2 separate regions of the Homo sapiens genome follow, and region 2 is linked to region 1. A link is a contact called in ENCODE Hi-C or POLR2A ChIA-PET data. All regions are on one chromosome and are shown on one strand. Each heading gives the region's core, a stretch centred on a gene start or an enhancer-like site at or near the end of the contact. The rest is flanking DNA. Distances are from core to core; before and after follow the strand shown.

The links. Hi-C counts contacts between places; a loop is a spot of excess contacts on that map. ChIA-PET counts read pairs that join two places held with the same protein, here RNA polymerase II (POLR2A). Pooled maps may share reads with other maps.
Region 2: a loop to region 1 is called in a pooled map, with 17 times the contacts of the local background. The contact joins the promoter of GSPT1 here to the promoter of CARHSP1 in region 1. A Hi-C loop is called at or near these places in 7 of 50 pooled maps. POLR2A ChIA-PET finds 5 or more read pairs at or near these places in 3 of 52 experiments (B cell, T-cell and naive thymus-derived CD4-positive, alpha-beta T cell).

The regions. Positions count from the first base shown.
Region 1 is chr16:8,865,595-8,873,475 of GRCh38, forward strand. CARHSP1 (calcium regulated heat stable protein 1) reads right to left here and starts at 3,412. Exons shown (of 4, transcript NM_014316.4): 1 at 3,372-3,412. It overlaps CARHSP1-DT (CARHSP1 divergent transcript), which reads left to right and starts at 3,687. Exons shown (of 2, transcript NR_186721.1): 1 at 3,687-3,734; 2 at 4,019-4,445. RefSeq lists enhancers at 292-929, 930-1,569, 2,575-2,634 and a silencer at 2,775-3,734.
Region 2 is chr16:11,911,819-11,919,699 of GRCh38, forward strand. GSPT1 (G1 to S phase transition 1) reads right to left here and starts at 4,138. Exons shown (of 15, transcript NM_002094.4): 1 at 3,551-4,138. The coding sequence starts at 3,902. RefSeq lists silencers at 3,268-3,317, 3,358-3,597, 3,688-3,757, 4,468-4,527 and enhancers at 3,582-4,519, 4,128-4,277, 5,578-6,078.

The DNA.
Region 1 (7,881 bases), core at 2,162-4,661:
ATGGTGTTGGGGCAGCTTCCAGCCCGGAGCCAGCCCACTGCTGGCAGGTGTGGTGGGTAGTGGCCCGCACTATGGGGATGGGGCAGGCTGTAGTGCTTTCATACACCCTACAGCCACTGTCCACAGACTTCTGCGTCAGGCCCTGTTGGGGGATTACAAACATCAACTACATGCACGTAAACATCGACCCAACAGGGGAGGCACTTTTAGCAGCCCTGTTTTACAGATGAGGAAACTAAGGCACAGAGTTAAGCCAGTGATTCTACTTCCTACTTTAATGCAGTCAGGAATCTCTGGGGATCTTGTTCAAATGCAGATTGCCATTCAGCAGGTGTGGGGTGGGGCCTGAGATTCTTCATTTCTTTTTTATTTTTTTTGAGACAGGGTCTTGCTTTGTTACCCAGGCTGGAGTTTGGTGGCACAATCATGGCTCACTGCAGCCTCAACCTCCTGGGCTCAAGGGATCCTCTCACTTCAGCCTCCCAAGTAGCTGGGACTACAGGCGTGTGCTACCACACCCAGCTAATTTTTTTATTTTTTGTAGAGACAAGGTCTCACTGTGTTGTCCAGGCTGGTCTCGACCTCCCAGGCTCAAGAGATTCTCCCACCCCGGCCTCCCAAAGTGCTGGGATTACAGGCTCCAGATTCCTGGCCAAGATTCTACATTTCTAAGGCGCTCCCAGTGAGGCAGCTGTCCCTGACCCAGGGAACACGGCAGTAGCCGGGCTACACTGGCCCATCTCACAGCCCAAGGCTTAACAGTGCAGGAGGTGGAAGGGAAATGGCGCAGGGATCGGGGTGAGACTCTAGCAGAGTAGCGAAGTTACCTTAGTGCACCTGGGTTCCTCCTTTGTAAACAGACAGAGACACTGAGCTGACCCATCCCAGTCTCCAGCGCAGCTGAGCCCCAGCCTGGGAGAACTGCCGGCACGTGGGCCGAGAGGCGGGGCGGGTCAGCTGAGCCCAGATAGAAGGGTCCCTGGAAGCGATAGAGGCCGAGAACGAGCCAGAGGTTGACGCAGCAGCGTCAGGCTGGCCTAGCCACATTCCCCTCCATTGTTCCGGGGAGAGCGGGGGGTCTGGCGAGGGAGGAGCAGAGAGAGAGGAGGGGGAGGGACACGAAGGGATGGGGGTTGGAGTGTCCAGGGGGAGGGACGGGAGGCAAAGGGGAGGGGGCAGCCAGGCCGGAGTCAGCCCTCCGCTGGCTAAGGACCTGAAGCCAACAGTCACAGAGAAGTGCAAACAGGCGGGCAGGGAAGGTGCAGCCCGGCGCCTACGTCTGCCCAGAGCCCCCTCCCAGGCCCCGCCAAGCTGGGAATAGCTCTTCCGCCCTCAGGAGCCCCTGAGTGCTGGGAAGAGGCCGGAAACCCGAGGAGTGTACCGGGAACCCAAGGGGGCCTCCAACATTGCCATTGCCTGTGCCCCCATTAGCACCCCTGGACGGCCTCGACCGGACGGGCGACCCCACCCAGCAGGGAGACGGTCACCCCACCGCCACCACCCACCTGGGACCCTGCGCCCGCCCCAGTTCTCAGCCTGGACTGCCCCTCCTGCGGGAAGCCCAAGCCCTCCTTCTCAACAAGAACCCTACTCTACACGCCTCCCCCACTCAATCCCTCCATCCTTCCCTCCATTCTCGGGGGGCTTTGGCTCAGACCTGAGATTGAGCCCTGACTGGTCCCCACTCCCTCTGTGACCCCTGCCAGGCGATTTCACCGCCCCACCCGAGTTTCCTCATCTGTCAAAGGGGACAGGAGCGGTGCTGCGTCGCAGGGCTCGGACGCTGTGCAGATGGTGCCGCGAAAATGCCAAGCGCACGGCGGGCTCAGTCCACAATAGTGCGGCTGATGGTGGAAGTGTCAGGCACGGGCCCATCTGAAATCACCTTCCCTCCCATTCCTGCCCCTGCTGATGGAACACAAACCAAATGCGCTGGCTTTGCCACTCGGTGGAACAAAGACCGATCCCCTACCTAGGGGACCCACCGTCAACCACCCTCAACCCCACCCCATGGCCCCACGCCAGGCCTAGCTCAGCTCATTGAAAACATCTACTCCCAGCCGGGCTCTGCGCCTCTTTCTTGCCCTGAAGGGACCAGCATCGAGAACTCACGGTCATCACCGAGGCCACCCAGGGAGTGCAGAGGGCGGTGGGGTCTCCAAGGAGGACCCCGAGCCCAGAGGAGGGCCAAAGGCCCGAAGGGAGGGAGAACAGAGGCAGAGAGAGGCTGGAGAAGGTAGTGGCGGAAGATAACAGGAAGCCCTGCTGAGAAGTTGGGGACTTAGACGACAATGGGACTTCGGTGGACGATTTTCAGCGTGGGGTAGATCTAAGCGGATTGTTTTTCTAAGTTCCCTCTGGCTTCAGAGTGGCAGCAAATGACAGGGGCAAGCAAGACTGGGCACAGAGAGACTGAGAAATATCAAAACAGCAAGTTAAAAAACAGTAGCTTACGTGTCTCCCGGCACGGGGCTAGCTGCCTCCTTTTACTCTCACACACCCTCTCATGCCAGAAGAAGTCAGAGCCCAGTCTGCAGATGGGGAAACTGAGGCTCCGAGAGGCCTCCTATTTGGCAGAGATTTCCCCACCTATTAAGACCCAAGGCCCTGCCTGGAGCGGGACGTCTCCGCCTCCCCCAGCACACACATCCACTCCAACCCCAGAAAACCATAGGGCCGGAGGCTTCCTTTTTAAAAATCAAAAAAGAACATTTCACTTCCGGCCTGCAAACCTGAACCGCCAGCGCAGCCTGCGGAAAGGGGGCCTGTGGGCGCGGGTGAAGTTTTTCTCCAGCGCCTAAGGCACCCCCACCCCCATCCGGGCGCAAACACCCGGGCCCAGCGCGCCCGGCGGCTCCTCCTCCCCCAGATGCGGCTAATCGCGCGGCGCCAGGACGGCTCCCCACCTCCCCCGCCGGGCCTGGCCGCCGTCCCAACCTCGAGCCACAGCTGGCGCGGCCAGGCCCGGCGGGGGGTGGCTCTGCTTCCCGCGTGCGACGCCCCCCGCGCCTCGCCCCACCGCCCGGCGAGTCCCCCGTCCAGGGCTCCCGCCCAAAGGCAAAAGCAGCGGGGAGGGCGGGAAGAGCTTCCCCTGCACGCAGAGAACAGGTGGCCAGGCGGGAAGTACTACCCGACGTCCGCCTAGAATCCTTGCCGCTGTTGCCACACCCACCCCTTCCCCTGGGGAGGAGCAACCCGCGTTCCCCAAACAGGCCCCGAGAAACCCAGCCCGGAGCCCTCCTCTGCCGAGCTAGAAGACCCTGCAGGATGGGGGACGATGGAGGCAGAGGAGGCCGAGGCCCCACCCCTGCGGCTCCCGGGGCCGCGGGCCAGGGGCGCCTATCCTGGGGTCCCCGAGAAGAGCTCCCTACCCTGCAATCCGTTCTGCTCCGCCAGCCGCTTCGCTCCGACTGAGAGCGCGGAGCTGGGGAGGGGGCGTGGCCCGAGGGGGGGTGGGGCGCCGATCCCCGCCCCCAGGAGCTCCCGGCCAATGGGGCTGCGGGAGGGAGCCCGGGACGGTGGGGGCGGGCGGGGCGGGAGTGGCCCGGACAGGACCTTTGTGTCCGCGCCTTAGACTGGCGGGAGAGCGGAACGCAGAGCGCGGGACGTAGGGGCCGGGGCGGGGCGGGGCGGGGCGGAGCTGGGCTGCACCCACCAGCAGAAAACGCCCCTGCAAAGTGGGGGAACTGTGTCCCTGCGCCCGTGCAGTTCCTTCCCCTCGCCACGCGCGCCAGGTGCGGCTCCCACCTGCCTTTGGCTCTAAAATCTGTATAATCCCGGAGGGTGTCACTTTTAGCAGAAAGGAAATAAAGGAATGAAAAGAGAGACGGAAGAAAACAAGCAAAAAACAGAAAGGAGGAAAAGGGAAAGAAAAAATACACACGCACACACACACCAGAAAAACAGGGTTTTGTTTTCTCGTTGGGGATTTTGATTTTGTTCTCTTCTCTTGTTTCATTTCTAGCCTTCCTTGAGTCCTCTGTTTTTGGAGGTAAAAAATGTTACCTCTGTTTTGCAGGAGAGGAAACTGAGGCACAGAGAGGCGACCAGCCCATGGGCACGGCCAGTCGAGAGCAGCCCCTGAAGGCGAGCCTAGATCCCGGGACCAGGGTCAGCTTGGTATTTGAGGGGCGCGGGGAAGGAGAGAGGTCCCCGGAGCTCGCCCGGGACAACAGGGCCCCCGGAGGCGGCGGTGAGGACTGTGCCTGCCTCACTCTGCAGCCCCTATTGGGGCCACTGGGGAAAAGGCCCAGCAGCGAAACCAACTAGTCCAAGCCAGGCAAGGAACCGTCCTAGACGGCTGGTGGGAACAACCGCGCAGCTGCTGTGGAAAAAGCCCGGCGGTTCCTCAAACCACGAGCCCTGGAGTCTCCATAAAACCCATCAACTCCACTCCTAGGTGTCTGCGCGCCCAAGAGAAATAAAAATGTTTGTCCACACAAAAATTTACTTGAGGCCGGGTGCGGTGGCTCACGCCTGTAATTCCAGCTCTTTGGGAGGCCGAGGCAGGAGGATCACTTGAGCTCAGGAGTTGGAGACCAGCCTGGCCAACATGGCGAAACCCCGTGTCTATGAAAAATACAAAAATTTGCCGGGCTTGGTGGCGGGTGCCTGTAATCCCAGTTACTTGGGAGACTGAGGCAGGAGAATCACTTGAACCCGGGAGGTGGAGGTTGCAGTGAGCCAGGATCATGCCACTGCACTCCAGCCTGGGCGACAGCGAGTCTCCGTCTCGGGGGGGAAAAAAAGTTAAAAATAAATAAATAGGCCGGGCGCGGTGGCTCACGCCTGTAATCCCAGCACTTTGGGAGGCCGAGGCGGGCGGATCACGAGGTCAGGAGAACGAGACCACGGGGAAACCCCGTCTCTATTAAAAATATTAAAAATTAGCCGGGCGCGGTGGCGGGCCCCTGTAGTCCCAGCTACTCGGGAGGCTGAGGCAGGAGAATGGCGTGAACCCGGGAGGCGGAGCTTGCAATGAGCCGAGATAGTGCCACTGCACTCCAGCCTGCCTGGGCGACAGAGCAAGACTCCATCTCAAAAATAAATAAATAGATAAATAATGATTTACTTGTTGGGCTGGGCGTGGTGGCTCACGCCTGTAATCCCAGCACTTTGGGAGACCGAGACAGGAGGATCTCTTAAGCCCAGGAGTTTATGACCAGCCTGGACAACATAGTAAGACCCCTTCTTTACCAAAAAAAAAAAAGTTTTAATTAGCCAGGAGTAGTAGCACCCACCTGTAGTCCCAGCTACTGGGGAGGCTGAGGTGGGAGGATCCCTTGAGCCCAGGAGATCGAGGCTGCTGTGATCCGTGACTGCACTGCTGCACTCCAGCCTGGGTGACAGAGTAAGATTTATAGCAGTATTACTCATAGTAGCCAAAAGGGAGAAACAGCTCAGATGTCCATCAAGTGATGAAAGGATAAACAAAATGTTGTGTATCTATACAGTAGACAACTATTCACTCATCAACAGGAATGAAATCTTGATGCAAGCTACAACATAGAGGAACCTTGAAAATATGCTAAGAGAAAGAAGCCACACAAAGGCCGCACTTTGTGTGATTCCATCTGTATGAAATGTTCTGAATGGGCAAATCTCTAGAAACAGGAAGTAGATTAAGGGTTGCCAGAGGCTGGGGGTGGGGGTGCGGGCTAGACGGTTGATACTTAAAAGGTACAGGGGTTTCTTTTTGAGATGATGAAAATGTGCTGAAAGTGATGGTGGCGATAGTTGCACAAGTCCGTGGATATACTAAAAATCATTGCATTGTGTGCTTTCAATGGGTGAACTGTATGGTGTGTGAATTATGACTCAGTTAAGCTGTTTTTAAAAAGTCAAGGCCAGGCACAGTGGCTCATGCCTGTAACCCCAGTACTTTGGGAGGCCTGGGAGGGCGGATCACTTGAGCTCAGGAGTTCACAACCAGCCCAGCCAACATGGTGAAACCCTGTCTCTACTAAAAATACAAAACTTATCCCGGTATGATGGTGCACACCTGTTATCCCAGCTACTCGGGAGGCTGAGGCATGAAAATTGCTTGAACCTGAGAAGTGGAAGTTGCAGTGAGCCGAGATTGTGCCACTGCAGTCCAGCCTGGGCGACAGAGCCAGACTCCACCTCAATAAATAAATAAATAAACAAATAAACAAGCGGGGACACTGGGGTGGGGGTGGGGGGAGGCCATGACCAGGAGGGGCACAAGGTGGGATTCTAGGATCTGGTAAACTTCTGTCCCTCAGTCTGGGTACCTGGGTGGGTTCACTTTATGAAAATTCATCCACGGCCAGGTGCTGTGGCTCATGCCCATAATCCCAGCTACTTGGGAGCCCAAGACAGGAGGATGCCTAGAAGCCAGGAGTTCAAGACAAGCCTGGGCAACATAGCATATTTTATTTCTAAAATTAAAAAAAGAGGAAGAAAGAAAGGGAGGGAGGGAGGAGTGAGAGAGAGAGAAAGAAAGAAAAAAGAAAAAGGGCTGGGCACAGTGGCTCATGCCTATAATCCCAACACTTTGGGAGTCTGAGGCAGGCACATCATGTGAGCGCAGGTGTCAGAAGTTACAGTGAGCTATGATCATGCCACTGCACTCCTGGGCAACAGAGGGAGGCCCTGTCTGTAAACAAACAAACAAACACGGACTTTGCTTTTTAGGGCAGTTTAGGTTTACAGCAAAATTGAGCAGAAAGGGCTGGGCCTAGTGGCTCACACCTGTAATCCCGGCACTTTGGGAGGATCACCAGAGGTCAGGATTTGAGACCAGCCTGGCCAGCATGGTGGAACCCTGTCTTTACTAAAATAACAAAAATTAGCTGGGCGTGGTGGTAGCGCCTGTAATCCCAGCTACTCAGGAACCTGAGGCTGCAGAATTGCTTGAACCCAGGAGGCAGAGGTTGCAGTGAACCGAGATCGCGCCACTGCACTCCAGCCTGGGCACCAGAGTGAGTCTCCATCTCAAAAAAAAAAAAAATAGCTGGATGTGGTGGCACATGCCTCTGGTCCCAACTACTTGGGAGGCTGAGGCAGGAGGATACATTGAGCCCAGTAAGTCGAGGCTGCAATGAGCCATGATTGCACCACTGCACTCCAGTCTGGCAATACAGTGAGAAATCCCGTCTCAAAACAAAACAAAACAAAACAAAAAAACTGACCAGGCGTGGTGGCTCACACCTGTAATCCCAGCACTTTGGGAGGCTGAGGCAGGCGGATCACCTGAGGTCGGGAGTTTGACACCAGCCTGAGCAACATGGAGAAACCCAGTCTCTGACAAACTACAAAATTAGCTGGGCATGGTGGTGCTTGCCTGTAATCCCAGCTACACGGGAGGCTGAGGCAGGAGAATCAACCGGGAGGTGGAGGTTGCCGTGAGTTGAGATCGCACCATTGCGCACCAGCCTGGGCAACAAGAGCGAAACTCCATCTAAAAAAAAAAAAAAATGCTGAGCAGAAAATACAGGGATTTTCCAAACACTCCTGACCAGCACACACGCACAGCACCCCCTCGCTATCCACATCACACGCCCGAGTGGTACATTTGTTACAGTGGGTGAACCTACACTGACACGTCATCGCCCAGAATCCGTGGTTTAAATGCGGGTCACTCCTGGAGCTGTACGTTCTATTTGTTTGAACAAATGTATAATGGCATGGATCTCCCATTACAGTGTCATACAGAGTTCTTTCACTCCCTGAAAAATCCTGTTTTCCAACAGCTTTATTGAGATATAACTGACATCCAATTAAATGCACACATTTAAAGTGTATAGTCTTTTGTTGTTGTTGCTGTTGTTGTTGACATGGAGTCTCATTCTGTCACCCAGGCTGGAGTGCAGTGGTGCGACCTTGGCTCATTGCAACCTCCACCTCCTAGGCTCAAGC
Region 2 (7,881 bases), core at 2,888-5,387, 3.0 Mb after region 1:
TGGGATTACAGGCATGAGCCACTGCACCCAGCTGTATTTTTTTTTTTTTTTTTTTTTTTTTTTTTGTGGAGACAGGGTCTCAGTCTCACTATGTTTTATGGAGGCCTCAGGCAATCCTCTCACCTCAGCCTCCCAGAGTGTTGGGTTTATAAGTGTGAGCCAATGCGCCCAGCTTGTACAGTTGAAAAGGGTGAATTTTACAGTGTGTAAGTTAAATGTCAATCATTTAAAAAAAAAAAAAAAAAAGGCCAGGCGCGGTCACACCTGTAATCCCGGCACTTTGGGAGGCCAAGGCGGGCAGATCACCTGAGGTCAAGAGTTCAAGACCAGCCTAGCCAACATGGTGAAACCCCATCCCTGCAAAAACACACACACACAAAATAGCTGGGCATGATGGCAGGTGCCTGTAATCCCAGCTACTCGGGAGGCTGAGGCAGGAGAATTGCTTGAACCTGGGAGGAGGAGGTTGTAGTCAGCCGAGATCGTGCCATTGCACTCCAGCCTGGGCAACAGAGCAAGACTCCGTCTCAAAAAAAAAAAAAAACAAAAAAAAAACCTCCTCTTCCAATAAATAAGGCATTCAGCAAATACGGAACACTACAAAACAGAATGTTTCTCTTTAAAATTCAAGTTCCACAATACAATCTGCTAAGTTTTGGAGACAGTGCCTCCTCCAAGTAAGTACTGAGGGCTGCTGGTTTTATTCCATGCTTGTTTCTTAATGGCAGTGAGTTCTGAGAAGCATTAAAGGTGGGATGATGCAAAGAACACCACATCATTACTTTAGAAGCTCTGGCTGTTCTAAAAAGTTCAAGTAACCCTAAAATTACTAAACCAGTTTCTTATCTAACAATAAAAAAAACTAGGTGCAAATTGCAACTTAAATACATCCTATCAGATAAAATGCTTGTTCTAATATACATTAAGCCTTGTCTTCTATATTTTTATTCACTTGGGGACCTCACTTTTTAAGGAGAATCTCTTGGCCAATTTACTTGGCTCTAGAGAACTGTGCTTAAATGAATTACACTTAATTACACTTAAATGGGTTCCACTTAATTATTTCTTAAGGAACCTATATTCTTTAGTTTTCAAAGAGATCCAAGGTCAATACTGAATCCCAAGGTCTGACTCTCCAGGCTCCTTCAACAGCTTTCCCGGCATGCAGTTTAAAAACACACCCAGCACAAATTTCGGCTATGGCTTAACTAAAGAACAGAACATGCTAGCCCTATTGTCCACTTCCTCGCTATCAAAAAAACCTTGCAAACTTTTTGGTTCCCCCTTTGTAAGTTCCAATCCAGGTGTTATTTCCTATTTATCCCCCTGCTTTTTATAAGCACTGATTGTTCTCCGATGCTGGCTTTTTATGGACTTAATAGTCTGGAACATGCAATCCAACAGTCTCAATATAACCCTGGACCTCAACTTAGAAAATCAGTTCTTTTCCAAATAGACATCCTACATAGGATAATTTTTTAAAAACATGAACTGGCATTTTGGTACAAGCAATTGGTAAAGTCGGTAACACCAAAATAGTTTTTTGATTAAAAACAAGAAAGTTGACCATGCTGTACGGATTCTCTTACTGACAGCTACTTCCCTACAGGTTTTCGCATCTCCAATTTCTAGCACTGTCAAAGAGAAAAAGATTAGGTGTAACTACAAATTAGCAACTATCAGGAAGAGAGAAAGCCCGCATAAGAGGTAATACCTAGTCACCAACAGTGACCATTCTAGACCAAGGTTGGTTATCCCCGGATGACTCGCTGGACAGGCTGTAAATGGAGTCCTGAGTCTAGTCAGAGTGGTGCTGGTGGCTCCACAGAAAGGAGGAAGAGCCAAGAAAGAAAATGGCTGGATAAACGGAATCTGCAAAGTAAGGTAGGGAATGGGCACTTTTAGGAGCTGAGAAGTGAACTAGGTTAGGCAGTCAAAATGGCTTGATGTAAGTCAAGAATTACAAGCTAAGCTTCCTTATTCAAGAGGAAAACATTGTCTAGAGCCGTACCACCCTGAAAGTGCTCGATCTCCTCAAAAGAAAACATCAACCACCCACACAAATAAATGCCACTGTCAACAAAACCACCAAATCAACCGTGCTGACGTACATACGTCATCAGAGTGTTTCTCCAGACACTATCCCTTTACCACGAAAGAGCAAACGGTGACAAAAGTTTCTGTAGAAACCAAACTCCTGGAGCACTTTTATAATGTCCACTTATCTAAGAACCACCACAATACAGAACTTTAAAGAGAGAAATCAACAATATGTTCTCACTTAAAATGCGCTGGATGTCATGACCCACCCCACTAACGTCCTGGCTAAATGATGAAAGGACGTTCAGCCTTTTCCTTCCTTTTTCATTTTCTCTTTAAGGAAACACTGATAGTTCCTAAAATAAGCACCATTAGGAAGAGAATACTTAAGTTCACTCATTTGACATTCCCACAAAATCAGTACCTGAAAGCAAGCTACCTACCACAAAATAAGCACCATTATGAGAATACATAAGTTCACTCACCGGATATTCCTACAACGTCAGCACCTGCAAGCATGCTACCTACGACTTAAGCAACCCCTAAGTACGGGAAGATGTTTAAAAACCAAAGTTAACTCGAAATTTTATGGATTAGAAAATGTATGTCTACTAGCTACGGTCAGAAAGACACGTGAGAACTATTAAATTATAACAAATGCTCAAGTGTCTGAAGAAATAGACTGAACTACTGATGCACGAACACAGTGAGTTATTCCAAGCAATCTGAATAAGGTCAACGATTTTACAGCAATGAAAATTCTCTAAACGTGTCGCTGACAAAGGATAAAAGTGTAAGCTTCACTTTAAAAAGACACAAATCAATATAGTCTCCTATCACACATTAAGTGAGGAATCCTAACTTTGTGGCACTTTGTAAACTTTAGAAGCGTACACAATGCTAAGGGTAAAACAGATCTTGGTATTGATAGCCAAGTTTCTGCCCGATCACAAGGCTGCAATGCATCTTGGGATTCCTTCAGGACGGTTGGGGGCCACGGACAGTTTAAACCGTAATTACAGTTTCAATAGTAGAAAACGCAGCAGAAGACGCTCTCTCGGCTGGGCCTAAGGTGAAAGGAAAACTCGGCCATTCGTCCTCCCCAACTCCTGGGATCTCTAAACGCCCACCCAAATGACTCCTGGCTCCATCTGTCCTCATTCTGCGCCTCGTGGCAGGGATCCGCCGCGGCCCCCACTCCGTTCCATACGGTTCCCATCTCAAGTGGGTAACTGCGGACTCCAGAGCAGGGCAGGGGCGCGGAGGGGCGGCACTCGGGTCCGGGTCTTTGGGCGCGCTGCCCGCTGTCCGCTCCCCGCCCGGCCACCGCCGCGGGCCGCCCCGCGAAGGCCGGCTCCCGGGCTCGGGGCGCCCCACCCAGGCAGACGGCGCCACTGTCAGCGCCCCACGTGCCGACCGGGCCCCAGGGCCGCGCGCCCCCGGACCGCACCCCTACGCCATGTGGGCTCCGGCGCCCGGCCGGACTTCCTCCCGCGTCCCGGGCCTTTACCCGCACGGCCTCCCGCGCCGCTGCCGGCTCCGTGGTTATTGGCGGCGCCGCCAACTGGGGGTGGCGGCGCTGCCGGGCCCCGCAGGAAGGACGGCACGAACTCGGCGGCGTGGACGTTGGGCACGAAGGGCTTGGCGTTGACGTTGAGTTGCCGGCTGAAGGCCGCGCTGAGGTTCTCCCGCTGGGCCTCGGCCGCCGCCGCCAGGGAGCCGCCGCCGCCGCAAGGGCCCGGCCCGGGGGCTTCCATGTCCGCCTGGTCCCAGCAGTCAGGCGCCGAGTCGCTGCTGCTGCTGCCGCTGCTGCTCCCGCCGCCGCCGCCGCCGCCGCCGCCGCCGCCACTGCCCGGATCCATGATCGGGGGGGCCGTGTGTGTGGTGGACAGAGAGCGGGAAATGGAGGCAGGGGCGCCCGGCCGGAGAGGAGTGGGCAACGCTGACTGAGGGAAGGCGGCGGGGCAGAAGGGCCGGGAGCTAGCGACAAAGATCCCCGGCGTCGCCGCGGCAGCAGCTCCAGTCCCGACTCCACACTCGCGACGACGACAGAGGCGGCGGCGGCGGCAGCTCAACCCTCCTCCTCGTGTGTGTGAGCGGATCTCCTCCCACCCAACCACCTCCGACGGCCTCACAGCCAACCCCACCCCCGGCGCGGATTGACCCCTCGCCGCCACCCGTACCTTCGCCTCGGTAGTTCTCTGTTCTGGCCGCCCCCGTTTCCGGCTATTTAGCGCGGCGGGAGGTGGAACTACAAGTTCCGGCAGCGCCCGCGCTACCCCGCTGCGGTTTTCCCGGGGGCCGACGGGAGTCGAAGTTCAGGGACAGGGCGCAACCGGAAGCGGCTCCGGCTCCCGGCAGGCAACGCGAGGAGGCGGAGGTCTGGTGGCCGCTCGGCGGCCCCACCTGTCACCTGGTGGGGGGGCAGCGGCAGGCCCTGGTTGGTGCAGCTCTGTGCTGGGCCGAAGACCGAGAGTATTTTAGCCCATAGGAGGGGTCCACTCTGGCCTGCTGGACACAGGCTGGGGGAAAACGGACAGCATCTATAACATGGGGAAGAAAAATACACTCAGCTCCCGAAAATTCTTGTACTCTCTTTTCACCACCTTTCCTGCGTTCTCTGCCTCACAGTCTCCGTACCTTATTCTCTCTCCACCTTCTTTCTCCTCACCCCCAGCCAGATTTTGCCCTTCATTTCAAAGCCGGTGCAGATTGCAAAGCTGATTTCATTTTATGTAATCATTTCGTGGAAGAAACAATAAAACCGTGAGATATTCCGGCTTAAAACTGCAGTGTGGCTCATAAAGCGCTGGGGCCCAGGCTCTGCCCAGGCAGAAGGGATTGTTAACTGGAAAATTTCAATGACTCACCGTTTGTTTGACTAGTCATATAAAGCCTTCACCCAAATTTTTCCATCCTTTCCTCCTCCCCGCCAAAGGGTTTGCAAATTAAACAGAGGATTGCCGTATTCCATGGTGTATCCGGCTTACCTAACAGGGTTATTTTGGTGAGTCTAGCTTCCTTATGCACCATTACGTGAAGTGGTTTCCTTTTGAATGGTCTGATTTGCTCAAGAATTCCCATAGTACTTTTCATCGACTGCATCTTACACTTACAGATTAGGTAAACCTGGGAAAAGAACAAAAGCAAACGAGAAATACTTAAGAGTTCGCATTTAGGCCCTTCATGAAGTAGGAAAAAATGTTGCTCTGAGTACCTGTTAAGCTTTCCTGTAATTCACCCATGTGGAGCCCAAGACAGAGAAAAACATATTGTTAGTATTTTTCTGAAAGGAGTCTAGACAGGGTGCAACTAATCTGCCTAGAAATTACAGACTAAAGAAGCACATACATAGAATAGATGTTTCTGAACAACCTTAGGTTGTTAAAAAAAAAAAAAACCTAACAAAATCCAGATCTAGATCTGTATTTTAATTTTCTTTTTTCTTTTTTTTGAGACGGAGTCTTGCTCTGTAGCCCAGGCTGGAGTGCAGTGGCGCGATGTCGGCTCGCTGCAAGCCCGCCTCCCGGGTTCACAACATTCTCCTGCCTCAGTCTCCGGAGTAGCTGGGACTAGAGGCGCCCGCCATCACGCCCGGCTAATTTTTTTTGTATTGTTATTAGAGACGAGGTTTACACCGTGTTAGACAGGATGGTCTGGATCTCCTGACCTCGTGATCCGCTCGTCTCGGCCTCCCAAAGTGCTGGGATTACAGGCGTGAGCCACCGCGCCCGGCCGATCTGTATTTTAATTTTAAACATCTGTATTGTAAAGATAAAAGAGAACTCAGCCTAATGAGATAGGTCAAAAACGAAGCTGTCAAGTATTTTTCAAAAGAGTCCTAGGCTACAGTAATTTGAATTTAATATTAAACTACCAAGCTTTAGGGATTAAAAAAACACATACCGGCCAGGCGCAGTGGCTCACACCTGTAATCTCAGCAATTTGGGAGGCCGAGGCAGATGGATCACGTGAGGTCAGGAGTTCGAGACCAGCCTGGCCAACGTGGTGGAACCCCCGTCTCTACTAAAAATACAAGTTAGGCCGGGCGCGGTGGCTCACGCCTGTAATCCCAGCACTTTGGGAGGCCAAGGTGGGCGGATCACGAGATCAGGAGATTGAGACCATCCTGGCTAACACGGTGAAACCCTGTCTCTACTGAAAATACAAAAAATTAGCCGGGCGTGGTGTGCGGGCGTCTGTATTGCCAGCTACTCAGGAGGCTGAGGCAGGAGAATGGCGTGAAACCAGGAGGCGGAGCCTGCAGTGAGCCGAGATCGCGCCACTGCACTCCAGCTTGAGCGACAAAGCGAGACTCTGTCTCAAAAAACAAACAAAAAAAGCGATCCACCTGCCTCAGCTTCCCAAAGTGCTGGGCTTATCGGTGTGAGCCACCACACCCGGCAGAGTTTGCCTCTGCTTAATAGGAAGTTTTGGTTATAGCCTATTATTATACCTGAAGACCTCACTGAATCATACTTAACAATGTCCATTTTAAAGTTGGTATTAAGTGACTGTCAGATTTACAGAGAACTTAACAACTGTTATGAAAATTAGAACTTCATTTATGCGAGACCTGTATTGCTATTGAATAAAAGATTTTCATCTTATATTCACAAGAAAAAATACAATGTGTTCTAAATGAAATGCCTTCTCTTTCCAGATTTTCACTCCCCACCCACCCACCCCTAAGAAAATGTCAACACAATCAGCTGACTCAAATAATGAACTACACATCCTTCTCTAAGCATTTTGTCTTTGAATACTACTCTCCTCCATGTAGCACTCCTACAGCACTGAATGATCACTTTCTCATAGGTTAGTTCTTCACATCTAATTGAATTAGCAGAGTTTCCTTCTGCCTGGTACTTTTTCTAGGGACAAAGGCAGAAACTGCTCAGACTGCTGCTTAGAAAAGCAGTTGATGTCATTAATTTCCTTGTCTCTGAATAGGATAATTATGGATATTCAGGAAAAAATCCACTCCATTGGTTTTCCAAAGCTTTGACCTGCCAAACAGAGCTCCAGCGGAAAAGGGAAAAGTCTTTCTTGTTAGTTGTGCTAAGTTGTGTGTAAGTTGTGCGACTTGAGGGCAGGGTCTTACCTTAATCTTCTTTACATTTCCACTGCCTAGTGTAATGCCCGGTGTATAAAAGGTGCTTAATCAATTTAGCTGGGATGATACTGTCCTTTGATACTCATTTAAGACTGCTGACACATAGGGCTAATAATTTTATTTATTTATTTATTTTTTAAATAACTTGAGACTCTTGAGACAGAGTCTCGCTCTGTCGCCCAGGCTAGAGTGCAGTGGTATGATCTCAGCTCACTGCAACTTCCACCTCCCAGGTTCAAGCGATTCTCCCACCTCAGCCTCCTGAGTAGCTGGGATTACAGGTGTGCACCACCACGCCCAGCTAATTTTTGTATTTTTAACAGAGACGGGGTTTCACCATGTTGGCCAGGATGGTCTCAATTTCTTGACCTTGTGATCTGCCCTCCTTGGCCTCCCAAACTGTTGGGATTACAGGCGTGAGCCACCACGCCTGGCCTGTATTTTTTTTTAGTAGAGACAGGGTTTCACCTTGTTGGCCAGGCTGGTTTCAAACTCCTGATCTCAAGTGATCTGCCTGCCTTGGGCTCCTAAAGTGCTAGGATTACAGATGTGAGCCACCGCACTTAGCTATTTTAATTTAATTTAATTTTATTTTTTGAGATGGAGTCTTGCTCTGTTGCCCAGGCTGGAGTGCAGTGGAGCAATCTTCACGCACTGCAACCTCTACCTCCCAAGTTCAAGCAATTCTCCTGCCTCAGCCTCCTGAGTAGCTGGGATTATAGGTG